2 separate regions of the Homo sapiens genome follow, and region 1 is linked to region 2. Evidence: read pairs that join two places in POLR2A ChIA-PET (ENCODE). Cell type or tissue: OCI-LY7. All regions are shown on one strand. Region 1 overlaps MTIF2 (mitochondrial translational initiation factor 2). Region 2 has its middle 53 kb from the start of RTN4.

Evidence for each region. Peaks named below come from ENCODE experiments on the same cell type or tissue, not always from the same donor. Only the 100,000 strongest peaks of a DNase experiment are listed, where the experiment ranks them.
Region 1: POLR2A ChIA-PET joins it to region 2 with 5 read pairs; 2 of 35 experiments call an interaction of 5 or more read pairs at or near these places.

Annotation. Positions count from the first base shown.
Region 1 is chr2:55,248,716-55,252,715 of GRCh38, forward strand. It overlaps MTIF2 (mitochondrial translational initiation factor 2), which reads right to left. Exons shown (of 16, transcript NM_002453.3): 8 at 3,762-3,938; 9 at 680-819. Among named protein-coding and RNA genes, the nearest start is that of RPS27A, 18 kb to the left of the region's middle. In OCI-LY7, no CTCF peak of the experiment used is centred here; no DNase peak of the experiment used is centred here.
Region 2 is chr2:55,101,690-55,105,689 of GRCh38, forward strand. It overlaps a transcript of RTN4 not described here. Among named protein-coding and RNA genes, the nearest start is that of RTN4, 53 kb to the left of the region's middle. In OCI-LY7, no CTCF peak of the experiment used is centred here; a DNase peak (open chromatin) is centred at 1,522.

The DNA.
Region 1 (4,000 bases), 150 kb after region 2:
TATTTAATCTTGGTATTCATGAACTTTTTGTTTAAATCTCTTAAATGCTGTAAGACCTGTTTTCCACTTGTAAGAGGCATGAAATATAAGCACTTTTTTGTTAACAACTGGATTTCATTTCTGCTTAAGACAGTCTTTGGTCAGGCATGGTGGCTCACACTTGTAATCTCGGTGCTTTGGGAGGCCAAGGTGGGACAATGGCTTGAGGCCAGGTGTTCAAGACCAGCCTAAGCAACACAGTGAGACCCTATGTCTACAAAAAAATTTAAAAATTAGCTAGGCATGGGGTGGCACCTGCCTGTAGCCCCAACTACTCAAGAGGCTGAGGTGGGAGGACAACTTGAGCTTTGGAGGTCAAGGCTGCACTGAGCTGTGATGGCACCACGTCTTTGTCCTACTATTTCCCTTATTCACCATTTATTCTCATCCTAAGTATCTCATAATAAAAAATATATTCCATTTAGACTTGACTCCACACTGATTAGCTGGTGACTGACCTCTCTGAGCCTAACTCCTAACATGCCAAACCAAGATAATACCATCTTTGCCTGGCACCAAGAAAACTTTTTAAAAACAACACAAATTATGTACATCAAAATGTTCTTTAGATGTAATATACTGTGTGCATTATGTACAGCATTCCCATCCAGGCATATTTATATGAGGTCCCCGCATTTACCGTAAGTGCGGAGACAGGCACTGCTTGAACATCACCTCCATAATCTTCACATACCACATCGTAAGCCAGCAGCTCTTTTTTCACTTTCTCAGGATCAGCCTCAGCTTTGTCACATTTATTTACGGCAAGGATAATAGGAACTGAAAGAAATGGAGTTAAAAAGAGTGAAAATGATGACACCTTCAATTCCAGGTATTCACAGTGAAAGACATCAACTTTCTGTTCTGGTTTTCTCTTTATTCAGTGGATGTTTTTATCTAACAAAAGGCCAAAATGACCCACTTTAGAGTCACATCACCCTACTCTGCGCTCTACATATAGAGAAATCCAGATGCAAGATGTTAAAAGTATAATTATAAGCAGATTCTGAGTGAATAACAGACACCTGAGATTATCAAAAAAAACAATACAGTCGGGCTGGGTGCGGTGGCTCATGCCTGTAATCCTAGCACTTTGGGAAGCTGAGGCGGGTGGATCACCTGAGGTCAGGAGTTTGAGATCAGCCTGGCCAACATGGAGAAATCCCGTCTCTACTAAAAAATACAAAAATTAGCCGGGCGTGGTGGCATGCACCTGTAATCCCAGCTACTTGGGAGCCTGAGGCAGGAGAATCGCTTGAACCAGGAAGGCAGAGCTTGCAGTGAGCTGAAATCGTGTCACTGCACTCCAGCATGGGCAACAGAGCGAGACTCCATCCCAGAAAAAACACAACAAACAATACAATCATCCCTGGGTATACTGGTGGATTGGTTCCAGGACCCCCACCACTGCCTATACCAAAATCCCGGCATACTCAAGTCTTGCAGCCAGCCCTGCAGAATCGTGTGTACAAAAAGCCATGTAAGGAAGTTTCAAATTCTGTGAATGCTGTTTTATTTATGTTTGGTTGAAAAAAATGTGTGTGTTAAGTGGACCCACACAGTTCAAACCCGTGATGTTCAAAGGTCAACTGTATTTTGGGTAGAAAAAGGCCTATCCTTAAACCTAAAAGCAAGATCAGTAAGTACACTGGAGATAATCTCCAAAAAAAAAAAAAAAATCATGGGAAGATTCCAATTCAATACTGCTAGATCATTTGCCTCTTCTTTCCAGGGTTTATTTACTCATTGTTAAAACCCAACATCTCATCCTAGGTTAAAACTAAGTACCAATATCACAAATTTTCTTTTAGGACTTATACTATTTATTCATACACCTAGGTCAGTGACCTAGTAGGCTCTCAATAAATGTTTACTTAATGAAAGGACCAAACAATCTTTTAATCTACTTACTATCACTAGACATATCCTCTCTTTAGAGAAATCACACAAAATTCTACGAGGTAATTCTGTGGTTGCATTTCATCATCTCTGTAATTTTCTCAGGTATCAAACAGAAATTTTAAAAGATACAAAAAAGTTTTGCAATCCACAACGTACTATTACGAAAAAGTACATTCTGGCCGGGCACGGTGGCTCATACCTGTAATCCCAGGACTTTGGGAGGTGGGTGGATCACCTGAGGTCAGGAGTTTGAGACCAACCTGGCCAACATGGTAAAACCCCATCTCTACTAAAAATACAAAAATTAGCCAGGTGTGGTGGCAGTCACCTGTAATCCCAGCTATTCGGGAGGCTGAGGCAGGAGAATCGCTTGAACCTGGGAGAAGGAGGTTGAAGTGAGCCAAGATTGCACCACTGCACTCCAGCCTGGGCAATAAGAGCAAAACTCCGTCTCAAAAAAAAAAAAAAAAAAAAAAGAAAAGGAAAAAGTACATTCTATGTTGATGAGCTGGAACTTAACCGGTACCAAGAGAAGAGGTGTACAAAGCATGATCTAATGAAGTTATCCTATCTCAACCAATTGCTTTGTAATGGGATCCCTGGCAAATTTATCCCTCTCTTTTTGCATGTATTCCCTAGAATCATTAAGAACATAGTACATCATACAAAGGCAGTTTTGAGGAATTAAAAAGAAAAGAGAATAACATTGGAAGCTAGCAGATCCAAATTCCATATGCAGACATACTGAAAATTAGTGTATAATTGTATATAATTAGGGAGAGTTCTGGCTGCTGTCTGAGTCTTAGTTTTCATGCTGTAAAATGAAAGAACTGGACTAGTTCAGTAACTCCCAACCTTTTAAAAATCTTGCCAGTAAATCTGGGGGTAATATGACACACTTTATCGAGTACATTTTCTCAGTAAGGGTAGGGGTACAGTCATTTCAGAATAAAAATCAATATACCGAATGTGTAACTTTTTTTTGAGACGGAGTTTCGCTTTTGTTGCCCAGGCTGGAGTGCAATGGCACAATCTCGGCTCACCACTACCTCCACCTCCCGGGTTCAAGTGATTCTCCTGCCTCAGCCTCCCAAGTAGCTGGGATTACAGGTATGTGCCACCATGCCTGGCTAACTTTGTATTTTTAGTAGAGACAGGGATTTTCCATGTTGGTCAGGCTGGTCTCGAACTCCCAATGACCTCAGGTGATCCACCGGCCTCGGCCTCCCAAAGTGCTGGGATTCCAGGTGTGAGCCCCCACTCCCAGCCTAGAATGTATAATTACATGTGTGGGTATTTATTATTATAACTTTTAAATGAAGAAATAAGGGAGAAGATGGTTAAGTGATTTTCCAAAAGTCTGAATTTTATACATTTGATCAGATAAGAACTTATTTAAAGCAGAAGGGAAAGTTTCTCTTTAGAGAAGAATTCCACATAATAAATTAACAGGAAATAACAGAATATAACCACTATGCAACTCCTAATGAATTTATGTGATGGATAGATCGAATTTCATTATTCTTTTCTTACTTTTGTATCTGTTTAAAATTTCTATGATAAAAAGTTGAAAAAAAAAGGGCATAGTAGAGGAAAGATTGTACCTGTGGTCTGTACTTATGGTCACAACTCCCAAGTTGAATCCTGCTATACTCTTCCTATTAGTTATAAGTCTGTGGGAAAACAATTTATCTTTGAGGCTTATCTGTAATACACGTATAATAACTCTGGGATTGTTGTGAAGACTAAATGAGCTATATGTAAATGGCCCCAGAACTTTGACTTTATGTAGTAGATCCATTAAGTCAGCCACACAGTACCCTGTGCATCTTTGGCATGCTGAATAGATTCTACAGTTTGTTTCATCACTCCATCATCTGCAGCTACAACCAATACGACAATGTCAGTGACCTGAGCACCTCTGGCTCTCATTGCTGAGAAAGCAGCATGTCCTGGAGTATCAAGAAAAGTTATCTTTTCCCCAGAAGGCAGAGAGACTGTGGAAACAGAAATTCAAGAACATCAAGGATTCAAACATGTACTTCCTTAATACCAAAGA
Region 2 (4,000 bases):
CAATTTCTGTCCTCATATGATGGTATGAACCAGCCCTGTGGATATCCTGGAGCATAGGAATTATTAATTAGAAGAACTGCTGCATGTGAATAAACAATAAGCAAATTAATTAATTTTGTATGTTAAAGTGAATTTTTCACTACATAAGAGCTAAGTGACTGGAAAGATTGTATATTTCATCAGCACATTCAAATTTCACAAAATCATCACACACTGTAGGATATATGTTCAAATATATTCACACCTCCAAATCAAATATAAAAGAAAAGGAAAAATAGAGTGAAATCTTATTATTGTTTTCTACTGATATTTCACTTTTAGATGTGACATCTGAAATCTAAGACAAAAAAAGGCTTCTGCTTTTATTTTGAATCATAAAGTTAACAAGTCCATTTTTAAAAATCATGAGCACCAAATTCCTTAAAGATGAGATATTGTTATTTCATAACTTTCCATCCAAATCATGCCTAAATCATTTTTCAGTTCTTTGGAGCAGATGACGATTAAGGGGGAAAGGGAAGGAGGGATCAAAATGTTCACTTAAATGGAATTTAGTTTGTTTTTGTAAGGCTGAAATCCCTTGAAGATGGTATATAAACTACTACTTTAGGCCAGGGGGTAGCAAACCTTTTCTGTGAAGGGCCAGATAGTAAATCTTTTAGGATTTGTGGACCATGGACCATGCTGTCTCTGCCAAAATGGCTCAACTCTGTTGTTTTACGGCAAAACAGCCATAAACTACACATAAACAAAGGGACATAGCTGTGTTTCAATAAAACTTTATTTGTGGACGCTAAAAATTTTAATGTTATATAATTTTCACATGTCATTTTTCTTTTGATTTTTTTTTAATCATTTAAGATGTGAAATTCGTCCTTAGTTGGCAGACCTCACAAGAATCTGGTGGCTGATTGGACTTGACACATGGCCAACTGCCAGTCCCTGCTAATAGGCCAGTGCATGGTGCTTGGGATCTGCTGCTTCTCTTTGGTCCTGGTATTGAAGGGTAGGAGGTAGGAGAGGAGAATCCAAGAGATTTATAAAACAAAACTCTATAGATTTTCTAAAAACAATTTGTAAGACAAAACTCTATTGTTTTTCTAAAGACAATTCAAATCTCTTTATTAATCTAAGAAGTTACTATCGTGGCCGGGTGCGGTGGCTCACGCCTGTAATCCCAGCACTTTGGGAGGCTGAGGCGGGCGGATCACCTGAGGTCGGGAGTTTGAGACCAGCCTGACCAATGTGGAGAAACCCCGTCTCTACTAAAATTACAAAATAAGCCGGGCATGGTGACACATGCCTGTAATCCCAGCTACTAGGGAGGCTGAGGCAGGAGAATCACTTGAACCCGGGAGGCGGAGGTTGCAGTGAGCTGAGATCACACCATTGCACTCCAGCAACAAGGGCAAAACTCCGGAAAAAAAAAAAAAAAAGGAAGTATATTTTTAAAAGTTTATAAAACATTTAAAGAAACAATGAGTTTTAAAAGGATGCACCTGGAGAACATTATGCTGAGTGACATAAACCAGAAACAGAAAGATACTGTATGATCTCACTTACATGTGGAACCTAAAAAAGTCGAACTCAGGGCAGAGAGTAGAATTGTGGTTACCAGAGACTTGGGAAAGGGAAAAATGGGGAGATGATGATTAAAGGGTACAAAGTTTCAGTTATGCAAGATAAATAAGTTCTGGAGACCTATTATATAGCATAGTGCCTATAGCTAACAATACTGTATTGTACACTTAAAATGTGTCCAAGAGGGTAGCTCTTATACTGAGTGTTCTTACCCATACACACACAAAAATTAATAATATTAATAATAAAGGGGCTGGGAGAAAACTTTAGGAGGTGATGAATATATTTATGGTCTTGATGGTAGTGATGGTTTTATGGGTATATACTTATCCTTAAACCCACAGAGCTGTGTACTTTATTTTTTTCCCTCTTTTTCTACGTCTCACAGAAGACTTCTATACAGTTGTATACTTTAAAAATGTGTAGCTTTTTTGTTGTTGTTGAAACGGAGTCTCGCTCTGTTGCCCAGAGTGGAGTGCAGTGGTGCAATCTCGGCTCACTGCAACCTCCACCTCCCGGGTTCAAACGATTCTCCTGCCCCAGTCTCCCAAGTAGCTAGAATTACAGGCTCCCACCACCACACCCGCCTAATTTTTGTATATTTAGCAGAGATGGGGTTTCACCATGTTGGCCAGGCTGGTCTCAAACTCCTGACCTCAGGTGATCCACCAACCTCGGCCTCCCGAAGTGCTGCAATTACAGGAATGAGCCACCGCACCTGGCCTATGTGTAGCTTTTTATATGTAAATTGTACCTCAATAAAGTGTTTTTTGTTCTTTTTATTCACTTATTTATTTTGAGATGGAATCTTGCTCTGTTGCCCAGTCTGGAGTGCAGTGGCACTAGCTGGGCTCACTGCAACCTCCACCTTCTGGGTTCAAGCGATTCTCCTGGGTCAGCCTCCCCAGCAGCTAAGATTACAGACACGCACCACCACACACGGCTAATCTTTTTTGCTTTTTTTTAAGTAGAGACAGGGTTTCACCATGTGGGCCAGGCTGGTCTCAAACTCCTGACCTCAAGTGATCCACCCACCTCGGCCTCCCAAAGCACTGGGATTACAGGCGTGAGCCACCATGCCTGGCTGTTTTTTAAATTTTTGAGACAAGTCTTGCTCTGTTGCCCAGGCTGGAGTGCAGCGTTGCGATCTCAGCTCACTGCAACCTCCGCCTCCTGGGTTCATGATTCTCGTGCTTCAGCCTCCCGAGTATCTGGGACTACAGGCGCATGCCACCACATCTGGCTAATTTTTGTATTCTTAATAGAGACAGGATTTCACCATGTTGACGAAGCTGGTCTCAAACTGATGGCCTCACGTGATCCACCTGCCTCAGCCTCCCAAAGTGCTGGGATTACAGGTGTGAGCCACCGTGCCTGGCCTTGTTTTTATTTTTTAAGGGCAGCTCTGAATGAAGAGACATCCATTCCTTCCTATTTTTCTTGCTGAGCATTGGGAAATAATAATTTTTTTAAAAAAAGAAACTTCCTAGATTAATAATGAGAAGTAGTATCTGTTTATTGTTTTGTTTTAGTTTTTTGTTATATATGTCTTTTGAAACAGAGTCTCATTCTGTCGCCCAGGCTGGAGTGCAGTGGTGCGATCTTGGTTCACTGCAACCTCAACCTCTCGGGCTCAAGCGATCTCCCCACCTCAGCCTCTCAAATAGCTGAGACCACAGGAGCATACCACTACGCCAGGCTAATTTTTATATTTTTTGTAGAGATGAGGTTTTGCCATGTTGCCCGGGCTGGTCTCAAACTCCTGAGCTCAAGCAATCCACTCACCATGTCCTCCCAAAACGCTGGGATTATAGGCGTGAGCCACCTGGCCCTGCTCATTGTTTTCATTAGCATTTCTTTGATTACTACTTATGTGAACTTTTTCACATTTTTAGGCCTTCCATATTTCTTTTTTGTGAATTACTCATTGCCTTCCCCCCTTTTTTTGCTATTGAAGTTTTTTTTTTTTTTTTTTTTGAGACAGAGTCTCACTCTGTCACCCAAGCTGGAGTACAGTGGCACGATCTTGGCTCACTGCAACCTCCACCTCCCAGGTTCAAGCAGTTCTCCTGCCTCAGCCTCCTGAGTAGCTGGGATTACAGGCATTTGCCACCACACCCGGCTAATTTTTGTATTTTTAGTAGAGATGGGTTTTCGCCATGTTGGCCATGCTGGTCTCAAACTCCTGATCTCAAGTGATCTGCCCACTTCAGCTTCCCAAAGTTGTGGGATTACAGGCATGAGCCACCATGCTGGCTGAGATTGTTTTTCTAATTTATTTTACGCAAGCTCTGTATATTGTTACTGACCCTTTATCTATTATTAAGTAATAAATATTTCCCCATTCTCCCTTGCTGTTTTATTTTGTGGAGTGTGTTTATGATAGGTAATCTTATTGTAGTCAAAAGCAATCTTTTCT